2 separate regions of the Homo sapiens genome follow, and region 1 is linked to region 2. A link is a loop called in an ENCODE intact Hi-C map of the cell type or tissue named here. Cell type or tissue: A673. All regions are shown on one strand. Each heading gives the region's core, and the rest is flanking DNA. Links, peaks and the distances in the headings are about the cores only.

Evidence for each region. Hi-C counts contacts between places; a loop is a spot of excess contacts. Peaks named below come from ENCODE experiments on the same cell type or tissue, not always from the same donor. Only the 100,000 strongest peaks of a DNase experiment are listed, where the experiment ranks them.
Region 1: a loop joins it to region 2, with 5 times the contacts of the local background. A loop is called at or near these places in 4 of 110 quality-filtered maps.

Annotation. Positions count from the first base shown.
Region 1 is chr9:28,912,390-28,923,369 of GRCh38, reverse strand. The region is part of intron 2 of LINGO2 (leucine rich repeat and Ig domain containing 2); the gene reads left to right. Among named protein-coding and RNA genes, the nearest start is that of MIR873, 29 kb to the right of the region's middle. In A673, for the core only: no CTCF peak of the experiment used is centred there; no DNase peak of the experiment used is centred there.
Region 2 is chr9:28,861,927-28,872,906 of GRCh38, reverse strand. The region is part of intron 2 of LINGO2 (leucine rich repeat and Ig domain containing 2); the gene reads left to right. It overlaps MIR876 (microRNA 876), which reads left to right and starts at 9,201; the gene lies at 9,201-9,281. In A673, for the core only: no CTCF peak of the experiment used is centred there; a DNase peak (open chromatin) is centred at 5,766; H3K27ac peaks cover 2,221 bases.

The DNA of each region.
Region 1 (10,980 bases), core at 1,509-9,508, 50 kb before region 2:
AGCAACCATCAATAACTTGGATTTAAAAGCCACTCGTGAGATTCTGAAAATTCAGTCTTTCTGTGAAAGAGCTGACTTGAGTACTCATTAAGAGCCAATGTCTCTGGGGAGCTCTGCTATAACTTTGCAGAATTAGTTAGGGAAATGTAGTCACCATCATCTAACCATCTATAAGATAAAGAATAGTTTTCCTGGGCTGAAAATCAGTTTTCCCGGGCTGAAAGCAGGGTGCCAGCAGGGCTGAGATCCCACAAAATACTTTGGGAGAAAATCCATTTCCTTTCATTTCTCAGTTTCTAGTGCCGCATTTCTTTCATTCCTTGGCTGCTGACTCTCTCGCTTTTCAAAGCCAGCCAAGTAGCTTAACCTTGTACTTCAATCCTTGCGTTGTATTCATCTTTAATGGTTAAATCTCCTTCCACCTCCCTTTTATAAAGACATTTATATTACATTTAGGGTCCACCTGCATAGTCCAAAATAATCTCTCCATCTCAAGATTCTCAATAACATTTGCAAAATACTTTTTGACATATAACATTCGCAGCTTCTGGTTATTAAGACGGGCATATGTTTGAAAATCATTATTCAGCCTACCATAAGCTATGCACAGCTCAAGATCCTTTTCTAACCCGTGTCGCAAAGTAGTGACACTTAATTAACAAAAAGTGTTTAAAGGGTTTTATAGGCTTTAAATACTTAATATCAATAAATGCTTGTTTGTTCATTCATTCACTTATTTATTCATTCTTGATCCCATTTACTGTTTTAACCCCAGGAGTTACTGTGAAAATAAATAACTGAGATATGATTTTAATTTAGCCATGATTTACAATAAGGTTATTACGCAGTTTAATTATTTCCTGTGGTTAACTGCTCCTTTTACTTACAGTGGATATCCATTGAGCAAGAACATATTTTTGCTTCCTTAAATAACTCATTGAAACTTATCATCTAAAAGTTTGAATGTCCCCTTGTTTTATTTAAAAAAAAAAATCTGACTCTTTGCAGAGTAACTGTACCCTTCCGAATTTATCAATGCATGCGGAGACAATGGTGCTTTCATCTATTAGAATTCTTTCTGTCACAAGTGATACAAAACACAACATGCACTAGTTTGAACACGACAAAATAGTGTGTTACCTACTCAGATAATTGCAATGTTCATTGTGGGACTGGTTTATTGGTGAAAGTCAAAGCTAGAAGCAGATGGAGTACTCACATTGGGTAACTTGAGAAATAGTAATGAAAGAGGATATGCAGAAATGTGGAGGAAGTGTATAGGGAAACCATAAGATACAGTGCAATAGTCTAATGCCTGTACACAAAGAGCTGTTACAAAGTCCAGGGCCTGGGGGAGGGCATGGGGCAGTGACAGGAACCTAGAGACTGATCTACATGGAGAAGACCACCTGCCAAGAGCTGAGATTTTAGCTAAGGTGTGCAGCAAACCTGATTCAACACCTCAGGGAAGAATCCAGGATAATAAAATAGTCTCACTTTATTTTCTTCCTTCTCTGCAATCTCCTGCCGATGTTTACAATTTGAAACTAACTTGAAGTCAGAGGTAAAGAAGCTCCTTGATACCATCCTTATAAATGCACTCTCCCAGTCCAGACACTGAACAAGATGGAATAACTGGTGAGTGGATGTGGAAGGATGAATGGAAGTTACTGACGTGCTGGTTTAAGACACAGATGATTTTAGGATCTGAGGGTTAGCTTATCTCTCTCTCTTCCTCCTTGCTCCGCTCTCTTAGCTGTGCTCCCTTCCCTGTTTTCTGCATAGTCTCAGATGGACTTTACTGCTCGAGCTACCAAGATAATTGCAGCAGGTCCCCACATCACAATTCTAAATGCTGAAAAAAGAATACCTTTTTCTAATCAAGTAGTTTTGGCAAAATCTGCAATAATTTTATCTGTGTGACGGGATGACCTACCTGTCTCAGTCGGTCATTGTGGTTAAGAGACTTCAAGACTCTGATTGGTCCTACGAAACTCATTATTGCCTCTGGGGTGGGGGTGGAATCAGGTATGTGGGACTATGTGATATGAGAGAAAAGGATGGAGGGATTCACAAATGAAGAGCCTACATTTACAGGTGAAATATGAATAGATTCTGGATAGTCAGTGCCTTATTATTTTTCCAGTGATTAGAAATGTTTGTCTCTGAAACTGCTTAATAAAAGATTAACATTTTCATTTTGTTTAACATCTTTTTTCTCACTATGTCCAATATAAGCCACCATTTTTAGAAATACGATAAAGCTGCCTCTCAATTTTTTTCCATTCCCGCATGTGTCATAAAGGTGATTTGGCTATCATATTGTAATTCCATTTTCTATCATTGCTTACATGTTTTTCAGTGAGTAGTTAATACTTCCTAAAAATGCATATATTTTTGTACAGTTTTATAATTTTCATAGTGTCCATTTGTAATCTTCATAACCATCTTATAATGTAGGTATTTTATCTCCACTTTGCAGATCTGGAAATGTTAGCTAAAAAGAGATTAAGTGACCTGCTAACAAATTTTAAGTGTGTGGCCAGGGGTTTAAACTAAGGCTTTTCTGATCCTAGACAAGTATGTGTATAGAAACAATTTAAGATTCGGTTATGTAGATTTGTGTGCGTGTGTGTGTGTGTGTATCTGGATATAACAAAGGCCACCGGCTCTGACATTTGTGATTTCACAAGGACTTACTACATTCTTTTTTGCAAAATATGCTCCTTCATGACCCATTACTACATAAGAAAATTCCAAAGCATTATTTAGTAGCAATTTCTTTGAGAATGTTTTGTAGATATGTACATTTGAGTAAAATAGAAAAGTATTAACTAGGAAAGGGTAATGATAGTTTCTAGCCACATTTGTATTAACCAATTTATAAGACTGATTATTTCCTAATAAAAATGAAATCCTGAGGGAATGTGACATAAGGCACAGACTTTTTGTGAACAAAGGATACAAGGAAAAGTGAGAACAGAGATATTTCCCTGTTCAAAAGAGGAAATCCAGTTATATTAATAGCAAAGCTGAGCTTCTGAACTTAAAAATTTTATTATATATATATATTATACTAGTCCTCTATAAAGATGCAACTGTATTATGAAATCAAATTATTTATTGGTACCAGACTTCATCAGGTGCATTAAGAAAAAATGTTCAAATCTTTAAGGAGACTTTTCTGTAACCACCTGTGTAGAGGTGACTTACAACGTCTATGCCTTTGAGTAATTTCACTTCTGAGAATCTATTTTAAAAGAATCATCTTAAATAGAGAAATATGTATATTTACAGGGTGATGATTAGCAGTAATTGATTTTATAATAGGAAATAAATGTTCAAAAGAGGACTGGTTAATAAACTACAGTGTAACAATTTGTGATGTCGTAGTATTTTTACTGATCTCATATAAAGTATAGAAATATTCACTCATTTAAATTAAATGAGGAAAGCATAATACAAATTACATTATAGCGTGATTATACCAATGTAAAATATGTGTTTAGCAGAAGTCTAAAAGGATATAATGTTTAAAGTTAGCAGTGGTTGTGTGGGCCTGCCATAGCTATGGATTTTTTCCCTTTTTGTTTTCATTTTTAGAAATGTCTATAATGTTTATACCAGTTTTATAAAGAAAATATATCACTGTAATACACTGGTAAAAGTAACCTTCTTTGTCCTTGTATGCTCATATAATCTTTTGCAGTGTACTACTGAATAAAAGAATGTCCATGCCTGCACCCCTAGCTTTGAGTCCATTGCCTATGACACATACACCTGTGATTTCTGATTGTGGTCATTTTGCACAAAAGATACATGAGTCTGGCTGTTTTAAGATTGACTACTGGTCCTTGTGTGCTGCTGAACCAGGACATAACATCAAGTGATGTTACTTATTCATAATAATTCATAGCAGATTTCATGCTATGTTATACATGGCACTTTTTGGGAAAAGGAATCAGTAGGAAGAGATTGTATAATGAAGTTCCCTGGGACTGGCATGTAGGTTTGCCAACTACTGAGGCAGAAAATGTAGTAAATGATAAGAAATGTGTCCCCAGTTGTCATCATCATCATCATACGGATTCATGGCTGAACCTTCAAGCATGACTGCATGATAGGTTAAATGGAAGTAAACTCATTAGACGTGTCAGCTTCACTTCATTAATAATGAGAAGTAGTTCAGCCAGTGCACTTGTACATCTGGCGATGCTCTGTGGCTCATATATTTTGAGTTGTAGGAAGACAAATATCTCCCAGACACCTGAGGGGAATGTAAGGTAAGCAACAAAGGAATGTCTGCATTGAAGTATTAGTTAAGTAATTTTTACCTATTTTCACGGATTGAAGCTGAAGCCTCTATAATTGAACATACTGGATACAGTGCACCCATCCTGTTACTTTAAATAGATGTTTGGGGCATATTTTCTCCTTAGCTTAGTCTCTTTGTTGATTCCCTTGAATCCATACAATGAGCTAATAGGGTTTTTGCTAATATGATTGTTTTTAAATTTTGATTTTGTTGTTTTAGTTTTGTTGTTATTGCAGTTTATGTCCTAGTTTGTTGTTTTGTTTCATGTTTTTCTAATTGATAGCAAGATAAACATGAAGCTGTGGGAATGAAAAAAAGGTACAGGGGCAAAAAGACATTTGGAACGTTATTCCGCATACGTTGAAATATATGTTTTCAAGTGTATTGACACTGATGTTTCCATTTTAATACATTTTAATCTAAAATTAAATAATCCTGTGTCATTAGAGACGTAGGCTCCTTCTAGCTTTGTGTTCTACAATCCCTAAGTCAGATGTTCCATTGATGGGTCACAAATGGCTATTTGACTCCAAGAATGGAATTTTATGCAAGGGAGAAAGGAGGAGGAATGGGAGGGATTAAAAGGACTTTCCTGGAAGTTTTGTCCAAATGATTTCAATTTATTTTTCATTGATCTGTGTGATATGGTTTGGCTCTGTGTCCCCACCCAAGTCTCATCTTGAATTGTACTCCCATAATTCCCATGTGTTGTGGAAGGGACCCAATGGGAGATAATTTGAACCCTGGGGGGGTGGTTTTCCCCATACACTTCTCATTGCAGGGTATAAGTCACACAAGATCTGATGCAGGGGTTTCCGCTTTTGCATCTTCCTCATTTTCTCTTGCCGCCACCATGTAAGAAGTGCCCTTCACCTCCTGCCATGATTCTGTGGCCTCCCCAGGCTTGTGGAACTGTAAGTCCGATTAAGCCTTTTTTCTTCCCAGTCTCGGATATGTCTTTATCAGCAGCATGAAAATGGACTAATACACAGTGTATCTGTAAGGGATGACTGGAAAACTGTTTTCTAGCTGAATATACCTTAGGGATCTGTTAGTGAGATAAAAATTCAAAATGGATATTGTGTAGGCCGCTAGCACTGTTTGTCACAGCAGATATGCCTAACTTCTACTTGACTTTTCATTTACTATAAATGCTGGACTTCGTATTAATGACTATTCAATTTTCTTTCATAATTTCAACCTAGAAGAATACATTTGCACCTTGATTCAATCATCTTTTATATGAGCTGAACTTCCCAACTTTCTGTCATTTGAAAATTTAATGAGCAAGCTTTCTCTTGCTTTACTCAACTCTATGACCTAATGTAAAGGAAAAACTATCATGAAAACAAAAATAAGAAGAAAATGTAAATCACTGCTTCTTTCTATATCCAGGACACTGAAAAGGATTTACATGACTTTTTATGAGACTTTTAAAACTTATTCTGGTGGTGGGTGCCTGTAATCCCAGCTACTCAGGAGGCTGAGACAGGAGAATTGCTTGAATCCAGGAGGTGGAGGTTGCAGTGAGCCGAGATCCCACAACTGCACTCCAGCCTGGGCAGCAAGAGCAAAACTCCTTCTCACCAAAAAGAAAAAAAAACCCAAAAAAACCTATTCTAATGACAATTTTTTTTTTTTGAGTTTTGTTTCTGAATGGATGGGTGGAAAATGGAGAAACCTAGAACTGGGAGAAAGACAATAAATGTGAGAAGCAATAAAACAGAGGAAAGCAGGCCTCTTAACATGTTGGAAGGCTGAGGTAGATATAAATTGTGAAATTCTCCATAGTTGGATATCTTAGGGTGTTTTATAATAATAATGTTTACTACTTAATTTTTAGTTATTATTTTATTTCGGTGATATAGTTTCCCACTTCTCACTCATTAACTTCCAATTTTCAGGGTCTGATACACACAGCAGCTTTCTGTTTTAGACAACATTTTCCACAGGGCTGAGATTCAAAGATAATTCATGACAACCACAAAAGGTAGAAAGGGAAGTAAGACATGGAGATTAATGCAGCAACGGATGTGGGAATTATTAGTTGAACATTAGTGTTTACTCCCACCTTATCTTCCAAAATCCTTACATATATTGAGAAGAGCACTTTCCCCAGTATTGGTGGATGTGTTCTTGAATCATTTCCTTTAGACATTGAGGAAAATATGACCACAGAAAGGTGGAAGACAAGGGCTATTCACAGTGTAGAATATACACCTATTTAAAATGGAACCTGTAAACCAAAAAGTATAAAACAAGTCTCAATTAATTTAGAAGTTTATTTTGCCAAAGCTAAGGGCATGTGCATAACACAGTCTCAGGAGATCCTGAGAACATGTTCCCAAGGTGGTTGGGCTACAGCTTGGTTTTATATGTTATAGAGAGACATAAACGTCAATCAATACATGGATGGTACATTGGCTCAGCCCTAAAAGGCAAGACAACTGGAAGCAATTGTGTAGGGATGGGGGTGTGGCTTCCAGGTGATTAAAAGATTTTCTAACTGGCAATTGGTTGAAAGAGTTTATCTAAAGACTAGAGTCAATAGAAGGAGGGAGTGTTTGGACTAAGATAAGAGGTTTTGGAGACCAAGGTTTTCATTCTGCAGGGGAAGCCTCCAGGTAGCCGGCTTCAGAGAGAATAGATTGTAAATGTTTCTTATCAGACGTTAAAAGATGCCAGGCTCTTAGTTAATTCTCTCCTGGATCAGGAAAAAGACCTAGAAAGGAAGAGAATTCTCTACAGAATGTAGATTTTCCCCACAAAAGACAGCTTTACAGGGTCATTTCAAAATATGTCAAAGAAACAAATTCGGGGGTGAAATACTTTGATTTCTCTCGGGGCCTGCTGTCTGTCATGTCGGTATATTATTGTAACAAAGCGTCTGCTTTGTCAGTCTTAAGTTCTCTGTTTTAAATGTTAGTGCTGGTCAATCATGCCTGAATTCCAAAGAGAAGTGGGGTGTAAGGAAGGCATGTCTGACCACCCATTTGCACCATGGCCTGAACTGGTGTTTCAGATTGACTTTGGAAAGCCCTTGGCCAAGAGGAGGGTCCATTTGGTTGGCTGGGAAGGCTTAGAACTTTATTTTTAGTTTACAGAGCCAAGCCAGAAATTCGCGACCGTTTATCAGAGATTTTACAGGATATCTTGAGACATTAGCAGAAACTTGAAGATTTTATCAGTTATGTATTAATGTGATTACCATGCTTATACTTCTTTATTCTGTCTCCTCTGCTAGATTCTAAACTCTCAGGACAGGGATAATACATATCTTATTTATCTTGGTAAATCTGGTCTCTAGTATACCTTAGGCCTTCAGTTAGAATTTATTTAGTGAACATTTGAACTATGTGATTCACTGATAAAGTATCTCCTAAGTGACCAGCATTCTTCATGTACCCTTACAGTAAGAATTACATTTACCCACATATTTACTTTTAATACACAAGTCTATTTCAATACTATTGAAGTAATCTTTAAGTTAAGTGAGGCCCAACAGAAAGTACTTGAAAACACACATATGTAAATATGGTGATACTGAGGGCTTTTAAGTCACTAAGTTAATGATTCTCAAGGTGTGGTCACTGGTCCAGCAGCTTCCTTATCTCCTTAGAATATGTTACTAAGGTAGATTCTCAAGCCACACCCCAGACCTATGATTCAGAAACTCTGCAGTGACCCAGTAATCTGTGTTTTAACAAGCCCTGCAGGTGTTTCAAATGAACAATCAAATTTGAGAACCCGTGCCTTTCTTGAAGAAGTGACTGTGAACAGATGATTTCATAATAGAAGACAGAAAAAATAAACTTGATTAATGCTTGCTAAGCATTGGGTACTTTTCCTGAGCTTTCTGTGTCCTCAAAGTTTGTGACTAACTTTATTTTCATTTTTATTTATTTATTTTTTGTTTGTTTGTTTGAGACAGAGTCTCGCTCTGTCGCCAGCCTGGAGTGCAATGGCATGATCTCGGCTTACTGCAACCTCCGCCTCCCGGGTTCAAGCAATTCTCCTGCCTCAGCCTCCCAAGTAGCTGGGACTACAGGCGTGTGCCACCATGCCCAGCTAATTTTTGTATTTTTAGTAGAGATGAGGTTTCACCATGTTGGCCAGGATGGTCTCCCATCTCTTGACCTTGTGATCCGCCTGCCTCGGCCTCCCAAAGTGCTGGGATTACAGGCGTGAGCCACCGCACCCAGCGTTTGTGACTATCTTTAAAACATCCAGGACTGTTTGGGTTAGTGATTGTAAAGTTTGATCTGTACTTGTAACTGTATACAGCCATCCCTTGTCATACAGGAGGGATTGTTCCAGGACACTGGAAGATACCAAAATCTACTCATACTCAAGTCCTTCAGCAGACCCTGTCAAACCCAAATATATGAAAAATTGGCCCTCTGTATATGAGGTTTCACATCCTGCAAATATCAAATTTTCAATCTGTGTTTGGTTGAAAAAAAAATCCATGTATAAGTGAACCTGCACAGTTCAAACCCAATTAATTGTTCAAGGATCAGCTGTAGTTATGTTTGTCTCAAGCTAATATTGATCTGTAGATTTTCTTGGATGAGTTTTTTATTTTTGTTTTATTTGCATAAGAAAATGGTCTAAATATCCTAAAATTAAATGCTTCTTGATATAGGTTTGATAACTGCTTGATATTGATAGCTAACTCAGTTATAAATCCCACACATAAAGTCCATAACCTTACTTTAAATTCATAGTATATATAGCGTTTTGGCCAAAAGAAAGATACTTTTATCTGGTCTGTGCTGTCTAAAGTGTTTATTCTCCCTCCTTTTGGTTATATGTTTTATTTTATCCTGTACATTTATGCTATCTGTTTGTATACACAAATGTATTTAGATCATAAAAATCAGGTTTCAAGAATTACACACATTGTATTGTAGCTAATGGGTTTCTGCCCTTTTATGCATTCATGTTTTAATGAGTTATTTTCTTGTTGTATGCTTTATCACAGGAAAGTCTGTTTTCTCTTGGAAAGTGAGAGTGGCATAAATTGTGACTTCTAAATTTTTTCTATGAGAAAACATGGAAACAATGAAGCCGATATGTCAGTATTCAAAAGTACAATTAAATGATAGTGACTATCATGTATACGTACCATTTTAATTAAAAAATCATGTGCTCTCTGATACATTTGCTCTATTTTGCAGAATCTAAAATGAAATTGTACTCACTATAACGTATTACTTGGTCATGAAAACTTTCAATGCTGAGTCCAGGAACACTAAAGCAGGTAAATAGCAAAATTATGCACATCTTGTTTCTTAAGTAGTGAATATGTAATAAGCATTATAAAACAACAAGTATTATCAGATTATCACAAAAAAGGGAGACTTTAATTTTGGAGGAAATATGGGATGTAAGGACCTGACAAATCTACAACTATTTAGACTCATGTATGTATACCCAATATTCTTTCTCTATTTTGATTAAAGGTATTTTAAAGCGTTCTTTATACTATCTATACATTGGAGATTTTAAGTACACATTCACATTTTAAGGGTTTGAATCCTTGAACAAAGATGCCTATATAATATTGTATAACGTAAAGTATTATAAAATATGGTTGACATATCATGCAACAGTACTAATTTCATTGAGTATGATTTAAGGAGCATTAAGGTTAGTATTTCAATAAACCTACTGGAAACCTTGCTTTTGCCTTAGTTTCCCTTAAAAGACTAGCTAAACCATGATTTGCTAGAATATAAAATTCTATTTCACTGAACAGGCATTTATACAAATAGACATGTGGATAATAAAATCATTAATAATTACTACATCACATGTTATAATAATGGAATTATTATGATGATAACAGAGATTTTCATCCTGTTAGGAACATATGTTTGAGATTGTCTACCTCAAAATGAGGATTTTATTGAACAGATCATTTAGTTTGGAGTACCTGAAAGAAAAAGATAATTATTGTCTAGATCAGTTGAAACTGAGTGTAAACTGTACAGAGGAAATACCTCAAAATATAATGTTAATTAACTAACTTTCAACACCGCCACCATAAAGAATGTGGCTGGTTATTGTGCCAGAAGGAAATGAGAGATGTGAAAGATCTAGCACCAACAATTAAAAGTCACACACATAACTTCTGCACAACATTCACTAGATTCCACACAATCTCAAGAAGGCCAGGAGGTGATGTCATGAATCCAAAAGTCAGGAAGTAGGACATATCTTTTATGATTATCACAAAATAGTTGAGATGATTTGATTTAAAATATACTGCATGGTCTAAGCATGAAATATATTTAAGGAACACCTTATACAGGCTGTCGTTTTGTAGACTAGCCAAGACTGAGGTAATAAGGAGAAGCATCAGTGATTACTAATGAAGACACATGATGTCAATGAAGACTATATGTGAGGAGAAAATAAATAATGGTTAAAGCATGAGCCTTGAATAAAATTCCATAAGGGTTACTTGTCCAGTTAGTGGATGTAGATTTCCACTTTATCTGTTTCTCCTATGGGCAACTGTCACATATCTTCCAGGGTGAGCAGCAAACAATAATTTATTATTCTATAATGGCTGATTCTCCATAATAATACAGAAGAGTTGCCTGCCAGAGTATAAAAAAGAAGACAGAACAGCTTACCAGGCATGGAGAGAGAGAATA
Region 2 (10,980 bases), core at 889-8,888:
AATTAAAATGATTTTTATTGCTCAACGATTTTTCCAGTTAATGTAATTGTCTTATTTCTACCTTTTGGGAAAATCTTCCTGGTTTTGCATAGATGTTATCAAGTAGAAAACAAAGTGCACCTCTCTAGTAGCAAGATTGTAGGTGCAGAACTTTAAGCTACATAGTGTTAGCTATGAAATACTCTTAATACATCTAAGAACTGTTGATGAACAAAGTACCTATTTAATCAAAACAATATGGTTATGATCACCTGCCAGAAAATGTGTTGTTTGTTTACTGGAGAGGAATTTTTGTGCATATCCCCTTGGAAGCATGTACCAAACTTGATGGAATCTTTTTGCCATGAACAGCTAGTGAAACAACTGATTCAGAAATTGTAACAGAGTGAACACTGTCAAGAATTTGCCATCACATCTAAAATTATAATCTATTTTCACTGTTTCTCAAAAGATAACTTCATTTAATTTTGCCCCATTATAGTTTAATTGTTTCCTGCTTGTGAATCTTATCTTTCCTGTTAAATGTCATGTCTTCCACTGTTGTTAATATAATAAGTGAGGACAACTACAATAGTTTGATGTCAAAAAAAAAGGAAATCATTTTTCCTGTAAATGTCCATTTTCTATAGGAGGTGACTTAAATGACACATTTCATGGATCAGTCATTTAAGGAAAGGCTAGAGTTTCTTTTTGGGAATCATTAAAACACAATAGATATTTTATCATGCCCATCATTTTGCTAGCAGGTGTGAAACCTGAGCTAAATGACTTTTGAAGGTTTCTTTCTCTCTAGTTTTATGGTTCTGTGATTTTATGAGTAAAGGCATAAAATTATGATGATTTTGAAGTTTGAGGTTAAAGGCAATATTGCATTATAAATTGAGAGGAAATCAACACATCATTGACTATATTGTGACACTCCCCTCAAGTAAAAGACATCTTGGTGCAAAACTTATTATTAATCTCCAAATAAGGTAGGTTTTATAAAGTAACAGAAGATAAAATAAGGTAGAAATTATTAAGCATCTACTATGAACCAAGCATTTTCAAAACCATAGGAGATAAGTACTAGTATTCATATTTTATATTTAAGAAGGTAAGGCTCCAACATATAAAGTTCACCCAGTTAATGCATCAGAACTGGGATTTGAACCAACGTCTCTCATTCTTTCATGCTTATTTCACTCCTTATGTAGTGTTTTCAGTAGATTGCTCCTTCTACTTGTCATCTTATGTGCTGCAAAGATAAAAACCTCAGAGGTTTGAAGATGCAAATGTAAGCATCATTTGGTTACACTATAGTATAGCTGACAGTGTTCCTAAGCTTAATATTTTTATATATTACATAAAATATATAGTTCATTTTCTTATTTTCTATATTTTAATGCTGAATATATTGTCATATGACTAAGGTAGTAACACAGAGTATATGAAGTAAAATGTTGAAATCTCCTTTCTACTGCCACCATTGCTTTCCCTCCCACTTTCCATTCCTATTTCCTAAAAATAAACATTTTAAAGAAGTTGGTATGTGTGTTCTAGAGTGTTTTCTATATGCATATATATTTTCAATGAGCTTATATTATGAATATTGTTCTATTGTTTAATTTCATTTTCAATTAGCAGATTATTATGGCCACATTTTCATATAGATTTGCTGTATTTTAAAGTATTTATATATTATTTAAATATAATTTAGGCTTACCTCATTATTATATACCTTTAGTATCTACATAGCAATATTGAATTATAATTTATTTAACAATTTCCTTATTTATAAATATTTAAATTGGTTCCCACTTTTAATTCATTAAAAGTTGCCACAATCATCATCTGTCAATATATTTTACTCAAATGTAAACATTTCTGTAGATGTCTAGAAGGAGAATTTTTAGATAAAATTGTGTGTTCATTTTGAAATTTTGACATTTCCTACTATGTAGTACAAAAAAACATGGCAACTTACACTATTATTAATGAAACAAAATTTCTATTTTCTGTCGCCTTTGGCTGATACATGTTTTAATTATTGCCAATCTGATGGAATAAATATCTTGATGCTGTTTTCATTTGCTTTTTTAAAATATAAATTAAGTGAAGCATTTTCCCATACTTGTTGATATTTCTTTAGTACGATTTAAAAGTTCAAATAATTAGTTTACTTTTCTATGGTTTTATGTCCTTTTTTGTTGCTTCTTTTTATGCTTTTACTTATGATTGCTATAGACACCAAGTACGGTATATAAGCTGCAAATATTTTCTCCACATCAGGTATTTTTCTGTTCCAGATGACTAAGGCACAGTTTATGACCTCAGAAGGTCAAAGAATTGGAAGACAGATAAACGTATAAACCAATACACATGAATAGAAAATACTATACTAGCAGTAGGAACATTGGTCTGTGGGGTCCTGATAGAAGCTATAACCTCTGTATGGGGAGTCAGAGAATGTTTCACAGTGGACGTTATATTGGAGCTGTGTCTAAGATTGAACAAGAATTTTCTAGGAGGAGAAATGCAAGAAGTACATAAAGTCATTTTATGTTCACAATCATGAAGTTATATGTTTAGGTTAGAGTGGGAAGTACAGGTGGACTGGAAGATGACACACATGGGGTGGAATGGAAAAAAATAATGTTGTGCAGTTCGATTGTTGTCAGATCGTAATAAACTTTGTGGATTTTATGAAAAAGCAGTGCCTCGAAAATGAGGTATTTAAGCAGAGGATTACAAATATCAGGTATGGTTTAGAGAAAATGAGTAAAAATTGTGTACCATTTCAATGAACTGGCCATGTGTCTACAAATGGGAAAATAAAGTAACAAATCCTTCAAAGAGTGAAGGAGGGACTCAATATAAATGCATGTTATGGGTTTTTTTTTTCTGATTCTGAAGTGTTTTTAGCTTTACTGTTAATACTTTTATTTATCAGGTATAATAACGTTGGCTTTGAACATTGACTGATGTGTCCTTTCCTTTAAAGACATTTTTATGTAAGGGGAGGGAAGAATCGAAAGGCAGGGTAGGGTGTAAAACGAGCCCATAGGGTACTGAATCTTGGTGGGAAATTGGGAAAAGGGTGCTATGTTTATTATTTGTAGTAGGTGCAACAGTGGGAGTTGCAGTGTTGAAGGAGACATTGTTGTCCAAAATCACCTATTGATTTTTGACCTATTGATCACCTATTGATTTTGGACCTATTGATCACCTCTTGATCTGTGGGCTCCTTGAAGACAGGGACTAGCCATTTCTCATGCATCTTGTGTCTTCTTCCTCAGGCTCTGTCTACCACACAGTTCAAACCACTGGACTTTTAGCTAATTTTCATCTTTTTTCTTCCTGCTTGCTATTTCTCTGTCATACATAATTTAACATGTAGTTCCTAATTCAGACACATTGTCTCTTGAATTTCGCAAGTACTGTTTTCTTTATCTGGAATAGCCTTCTTTCTGTGACCCCTCCCCCCACTCCTTGTTCATCCTCTGGTCACCTGGTCAAATACTTTTAAACCCTCTATAGAAGTCAGGCTTCGTCTCTTTTGAAAAGACCTTTCTTATTGTCTAATTCTGATTAGCCACTTCTTCTGTAGGATCCTACACTTGTCCGTCATTACAGTTATGGCTGTACTGGAAATATTTGCAGATTTGTCAGTTTACCTGATGACTCTGAGCTCCCTGAAGGATGGAACATTAAGTATTCCCTTTGATTCTTCAATGTCTAGCCTAGTTTTTCCCTCATAGTAGGGGCTCAAAACATCTTTGATGAATGGATAATTAGATGTTTATCAAATTTAAACTAAATTTGAATTCAGTGTTCTAACTATGCCTGATCTTTGGCAGTGATAAATATGTATTTAATAAGTATATCATTTATTTTTATCCCATATTTAACAAATAGTCCTGAGCTAAAAGCAGGCCTGGAAATTTGTTATATTATCAAATCAGCGAGATATAAATTCCATCAAATATATCAGTAAATGATAATTGTGTATATAGTCACTTAAATATTGCAAATGTTGTGAGTTGGGGGCTTAAATAATATATTCCACTACTTTCTATCTTCATCTGCAAAACCACAGTGCTAAGCTTAATTTTCAGTTGCAAAATTTAATCTTTGAGGTTTGGAACAAACTCAACCCACAGGAACCAAATTATGTTTGCAGTTACTCAGCTGAACTGCTGTTCCAAATATAAGATTTTCATTAATGAGAGAAATAATAAGCACTGAAAGTTTACATGTTTTTAAAATGCTTATTTGTTTTCTGTTCTCTCATTCCCTTTCCAAAGGGGCACTCATTTATTCTCTTCAAATAACTAAACAATTAAATTTACCTACAAAACACTGGACTATTATGTGGACAGATTTGAAGTAGGATGAGTTATCTCTCAGATGACAGAAAATTACCCATGATGCCACTTTCGAAAGGCATCAATCTTGAAGCAGGGAGAACAAAAGAGAAAACATACACACATAACCACATGCATGCAGACACACACACATGCTCACTCACTCACTCACTATTCTATGTAGTCTCTGAGTAAATGTAGAGGTCCACTTTATAAACTGGATCTCTAGATATTACTGCTTAGACAAATGATCTTTGACAGTGAACTAAACCCTTCAATGACTGAAAAATACTTCCTGGAGTATAAAATCAAATGTCATCAATGAGGACTTATTCACAGAAAGGCATATTCAGCTGAAGGCAAATAAGTCATAGTATACTTCTGAAGGCAGGAGACTTTATTAAGTGTAAGCAAAGTTAACGACACACACTAGGTTAACAACATTCTTCCAAGCCTCTAGGGATCACCTATAATGAGTAAGAAAGGAAAGATTTGTAATTGAGATATTATCTATTTTTGTATAAATGGATATTTTACATAAAATCCTGAAAACTTTGTCTTAAGTAAACTGGATGCTTTTACAAAATGTTTAAGTATTATTAATATGTTTTATTATTTTTGGGTAAAAGAATTGTTTCATTGTAGGGCAAATGTATATTTGATTCTGTGTAAAATTTATAATTCAAACTTTATGTTTTTACCTAATTTTCTTTTCTCTATATATTTCACAAACACTATAGGTAATGTTGCATACTGGGACGTTATGGGGCAAAGACAAAACATGAGCTTTTAGACAAATCTAGCTCTGTTATTTAAACATTTGTTTAACCTTGGACAGATTACACTTTTTTGTGTGCCTCAACTGCCACGTGTTGAAGGCAGGGATTATGTGTTGTCTGTTGTCAGAAATCAGAAATAAATGAAGTAATACACATGCTTTATGGGTGCTTGATAATGAAAGTTTTTCTTTTTAAAAAATAGTTAAAATTCCAATAACTTTGTGATTCTCTGTAATTTATGGCAAATGTTTACATTGGTGCAGTAGGGGTAAGAGTTTGTCTTCTTTTTTTTTTTTTCTTTACTTGAAAGACATAGAGCCTGCCACATATTTAGCTCAGCTATGGCTAGCACTTGCTTATTATTGTTAGCAATCACTTGCTTTTATACCCTGACTTGCATTGTTTATTTTCAATATTTCAGGGCAAAAGAGAGATTTTATGAGAAAAGGGAGAAAAAAATAACCAGTAGGAGGATTGTATTTACTGTATATGCATTTTTCATTTCCTGTTCTATTTTTATTTTGTATTATTTTACTTGCTCTACTATTTTCATTCTTTTTAGCTTTCATCACCAGGAAAGGATGCAGGCTTCCTTCTGAACTTGCCTTCCCACTCAGTTTACCAGCAGCATTTGTCATATTAGTGGTGTGATTTAGCCCTTAACTGCAGATTCCTCTGTCAGTTCTGCAGCTGTTTTACTTCCTGTCACCAGCAGTAGTTATTTTAAATAGAGCTGATATTATGGCCTGTATTTTGATATTATCTCTACCTTATTTGTTTTATTTCAGTTTTCTTGCTTGTGTGGGTTGAAAAATGTAAGATACAAGATTCTAAGAAATAAGGATGAATCTAGAAAATAAACTATAGTACAGAATAAATTTCTGTTTATACTTTTGAATCAGAACTAAGTTACTCACTTTAAGACCCCACCAACGACGTCTGTCCTCTAATAAACCTGATGCCTAGTTGGAGCCCAATTAAAAAGAATTCTCCATTAGCTGGAATTTACCCCCCGGTGATAGAAGAGTAAGAGAATAAAGTTAATTATATGAATTCATGCTCACATTAGTGATTTTCACACTAACAGCACTCAGAATTTTTTGGCAAAAGCAAAAATATCAATCTACTTCATATCCTGTAACTGCCTGCAATGTACCATATTGTGTAGCACTTAAGTCTAATTCACACCACCCTTCTTCTCTGCCCTGGGTGCCCTGGGTGTTGGCCTTCCTCCTCTCTGCAGCCTTAGAACTTGGAAAATATTCCTTTCATAGCATTGATTATAGGGTTTATGCTATAGTTCCTAATTGCAGATTCAGAATCACTTTGTATGCCCCGTGGTACTCTGAATTCCTTTGGGGTTAGGGACCTTATTTTTCAAATCACAAGCATAGATGGAATAACTGATGCACGGTTATTAACAGAGATGTTGACCACAAGTAGAAAATGACACAGGGGTTCTGGATAACCTTAAAAAAATACAATAAAGCATTCAATATGGTAATTCATTATAAAATAACTGCCTATTTTTGAAGTTAAATAGTGCAAGAGTTTGAAAAAATGGTGTTTTCTAATAATCAGTGCACCGGAAAATTAGTTCAACCAGAACATTTCATTCTCAGTGCATATCATTTATCTACTTATATAAAATAGAGAGCATATTTGACAGAAAATGTGGGAAAATTTTCTAAATTAGCTGAATGCTGTCTAAAGAGGGACTTGCATGAAGTTTTCTTGCATTCAGATTCACAAACCAAGCAAAGCCAAGTACCCGACTAACATAGAGTGCTACATATGGAGAGCATATTTGTCTTGTTTAGTGAAAGAATAGCAACAAGAGGTATAAAATATTGTAAAAACACACCCTGGATTATTTCACTATTATTATTGGATCAACTTAATTTTACATTTGGATTGGAATGGTTATTCAAAGAGCCACTTAAGATCTCTTTAAGTTGAGATGATTGTTTTTTGTTTCTTTGTTTTGTTTTGTTTTTTGAGACAGAGCCTCTCCCTGTCACCCAGGCTGGAGCGCAGTGGCACGATCTTGGCTCACTGCAACCTCTGCCTCCCGGGTTAAAGACATTCTCCTGTCTCATCCTCCCGAGTAGCTGGGACTACAGGCGCAAGCCACTATGCCCGGCCAATTTCTTGTATTTTTCTAGTAGAGACGGTGTTTCTCCATGTTAGCCAGGATGGTCTCGATCTCCTGACCTCATGATCCTCCCGCCTCGGCCTCTCAAAGTGCTGGGATTACAGACGTGAACCACCACACCCGGCCAGGGTGATTTGTTTTTAAACCCATGTCAAACTCTAAATGTATTCCACCCAACTAGTATGCCTGAATTTCACTGGGGAAACTGGCCTGATTCTTCAAGAGGTTTTGCCTGGGCCAGTTTGGGATTGAGTGTGACACTTGATGAAGAGCTGGAGGACCTTTGTATAACTGCTCCTTTACTCTGCCCATATTTCAGACAGGTTGCCTCATTATTCTGGAGTTCTCTTACTTCAAATTTTTCTGTCCCTGCTGCCTCTGATCTGGTGATGCTCACTTGTGTTCACCTACTCTAACTGTAGCAGCAGTTTTCCTTTTCAGCTATAGTATACCAAAAAATAAAATAAAAATCACGTTATTTCTTTGGATAGGCCGTGGTATATGTGTTCTCTTCTGCTTAGAACACTTACCCCACCCTTCTCATTGCTAATTCCTGCTACTCTTTCAGTTCTCTTATATATGGTATTCCCTTAGAGAAGACATCTGTAATCAACGCTCTTAGCACTGAATTAAGTGGCCTCTCCATGTCTCCATTAGCCCTATATGGAAACTTTTCATAACACCTATTACTGCTTTTTTCAAATTCTTGTTTTCTCCTTTGTATTTCTTGAAACCTGGAGTTTTTATATCCCCAGCATCTAACCAAGACTATGCCTGGCACATGATAAGCGCAAAACAAATATTTTTTTTTCATACATACATATTTTCTACAAATTTTTTATTTAAATATTTTTAATTATTCAGATACTTAGCAAGTTTGGCTTGGTTGTTATATGTGTGGTTGGTGGAGGTGAGTAGGGTATTCCTGAGCAGTGACCTACACTGACAGTGGTGAACTGCCTAGGACTCTTATGTTCATGAGCTTCTATAAAGCAAACTTTTAATTAATGTTGACATTTGATGGTTACTTTGAAAAATGTTGAAATTTTCAAAAGCATGAATTACTTGATTGATATTATGCTTACTAGGCTGGGAAGATTTATAGATTCTTTTCATTAATTATAAATGAAACCTTTCTTTTTGCTCTTTAGATAAAAGTTAAAAGGTGGGATTCTGGTTATTTTGCAAAGGAGAGTAACTTTATTGTTTGTTTTTCATTTTTTATTGGTGTGGTTTTCTTTCAGAGTTGAACCTAATATGTATAATATAGAATTTAGTTTTATAAACATTCTTGGACTTCAGCAGTCATATGAAAAAATACTTACTTGGACAAATATCAGAGGAAAAAACACTCAGGTTAAACTCATTTAATGATTGCCTTTGAACTTTTATTTTAAGTTCAGGGGTACAAGGGCAGATTTGTAACATTGGTAAGCTTGTGTCATAGGATATGAGATTATATGAGTATAAAGTGGGAAGCTAAGTAACTGAGGATATCTTTAGAACAAATTATCCCAGCAACACTTATATACTGTGATATGGATGTGAGAATTACATATAGTTTTATTATTTATTCTACTCCCTACTCCTGACATCTATATTAATAACCATGCCCTTTTATTTTGATGAGCAGAACCCTGTTTTTTCATCCTGCATAATGTCATGCTAGTTATTGTATTAGGAATTCTTTTAAATGAAATTTACTGGTATATAATATAGAAAGCATGCATTTATTTTTAAGTTTTATTTACTTAAAATAAATGTTCAGTGTTTCTTGTGTGTTTCAGCTAAAAGAGGGTGGTGCAAAACTGAGCATATTCTTCAATTGATTGTGAACTAGATGGAAATACTTCCTCAACTTTTGGTGGCCAAAGGGTACTGTTTTTGTTGGTTCATAGGTACCAGGCTTTACACAAACTGTGAAGTGCTGTGGATTTCTTTGTGAATCACCATATCTAAGCTAATGTGGTGGTGGTTTACAAAGTAATTCATAGTGCTTCACAGGTGCTTCTGCAGTTGATCTACACCATGAAGCCTAAGATTCCTTTACTGAGCCATTGAGAACAAGCCACTTTGTATTACAAGACACACAAAGTCAAGAGATCCCTGGTAAATATACTCTAGAATCCTTCTATTTGGTGCTTAGTGTTAACAGTGATCAAACCTGTGTCAAACACACCAGAAATTATGGTTACTTTACCTAAATATACATGTTTTACATAGTTGCTGTCTCTGTCTCTACTGTTCTTTTTTTGAAAAGTAATTTGTAATATTTCTTGGTTAAAAAAACATGATACATCAGAAACATTAATTGAATCAGCCCCTTAAATCCTAAGCATACCATTTTGAAGTTTAAATATCATATTTTATTTGGATTATTATGCCCAATTAATATATTAATTAAATAGTTTGGTAAATGATCAGGGGCTTGAAGACATCATTGTTATGCAGTACTTTTGTAAAAAGCAACATTTTATTTTAACAAGAAAAACATTGGTGTGGGCAAAAAAAATCACCTTAACATACCAAATTGTACATTTTGATGGCATATATTAAAATTAGGTATTCACTGGGCATTCATTTTCATTTACTCTTCTGGAAACAGTATCTATAGTCCTATTCTATGACAGAAAAGATTGTGTAACCTTTACAAGGTCACAAAAGCCTAATTGTTGACTAGTAATTGCTTATTAAAATAAATGGAACTTTGTGGTCATTTCTGTCATCAGGATTACCAAGAATGGATTATCCCTGACCATAAATCAAACAATTGATGATTAACTATTTTAATAACTGATTAAGCTTTCAAATAGTCATTTTGGTTTTACCGTTTTTTATTTATTTCCAAGGCTAGAGCGTAGGTCTTATTTAAGTTCAATGGTATGACTATAAGACTGTCAGAACTATGAAAACTTCTGACCTTTAATTTCTTAAGTGACACATCTGGACACCTAAGTGACAGTGGTACAGGCTTCTGAAATTACTTTTGCATCATCATTGAATATATCTATTGTATTCATTATGACTTTATTTTGTCCTGTTATGTTTCATTCCTTAGAAGTGGATTATGCATATGCTCTATAAGGTTGGGTGACTTTAAATAAATTAGCATACTAATTTTTAAGCCCTTCTGTTAGATAAAAGAAAATCAGTATATTATTTTTCAACATATAAATGACCAAAAGAATGAATCAATATGTATACTTTTAACCTTAAAATATATGTGTATAAATATGATTGGAAATGCTTTACCTAAGAAATATCTTGCTACTCTAATTTAATTTGAACTATGATACAAACATGTTATTCTTATTTCCTAGCCTTTAATTCTTCAGTATTTATTATTACCATTCCTTGTCTGATACATATGTAACCTTATTTTTCATAGGACTGTATGTTCATAAGCAAAATCCACAGAGCTCTGGGATTTCCTGTGCTTTTGTTGGGTGCTACTTTGCTGATGTGTGAGGACAGGTGGGAAAAGAGTCTGAGAAGACAGGTTTCTGAAATTAATTTGTCCTAGAGCTCTTTGATTTTTCTGTTTTATGAAAGGGGGCACCTGTAAAATTTCCTTTGAGCCGAAGCTTATGTTTTTAATGATAATATGTAGAACTGCTGATATATGAATTTAGAAGGAAGTCACAATATTTTTTCTTAAGATAATTTTTAGTTTACGGGAGATATAATGGGATGTGCTAAT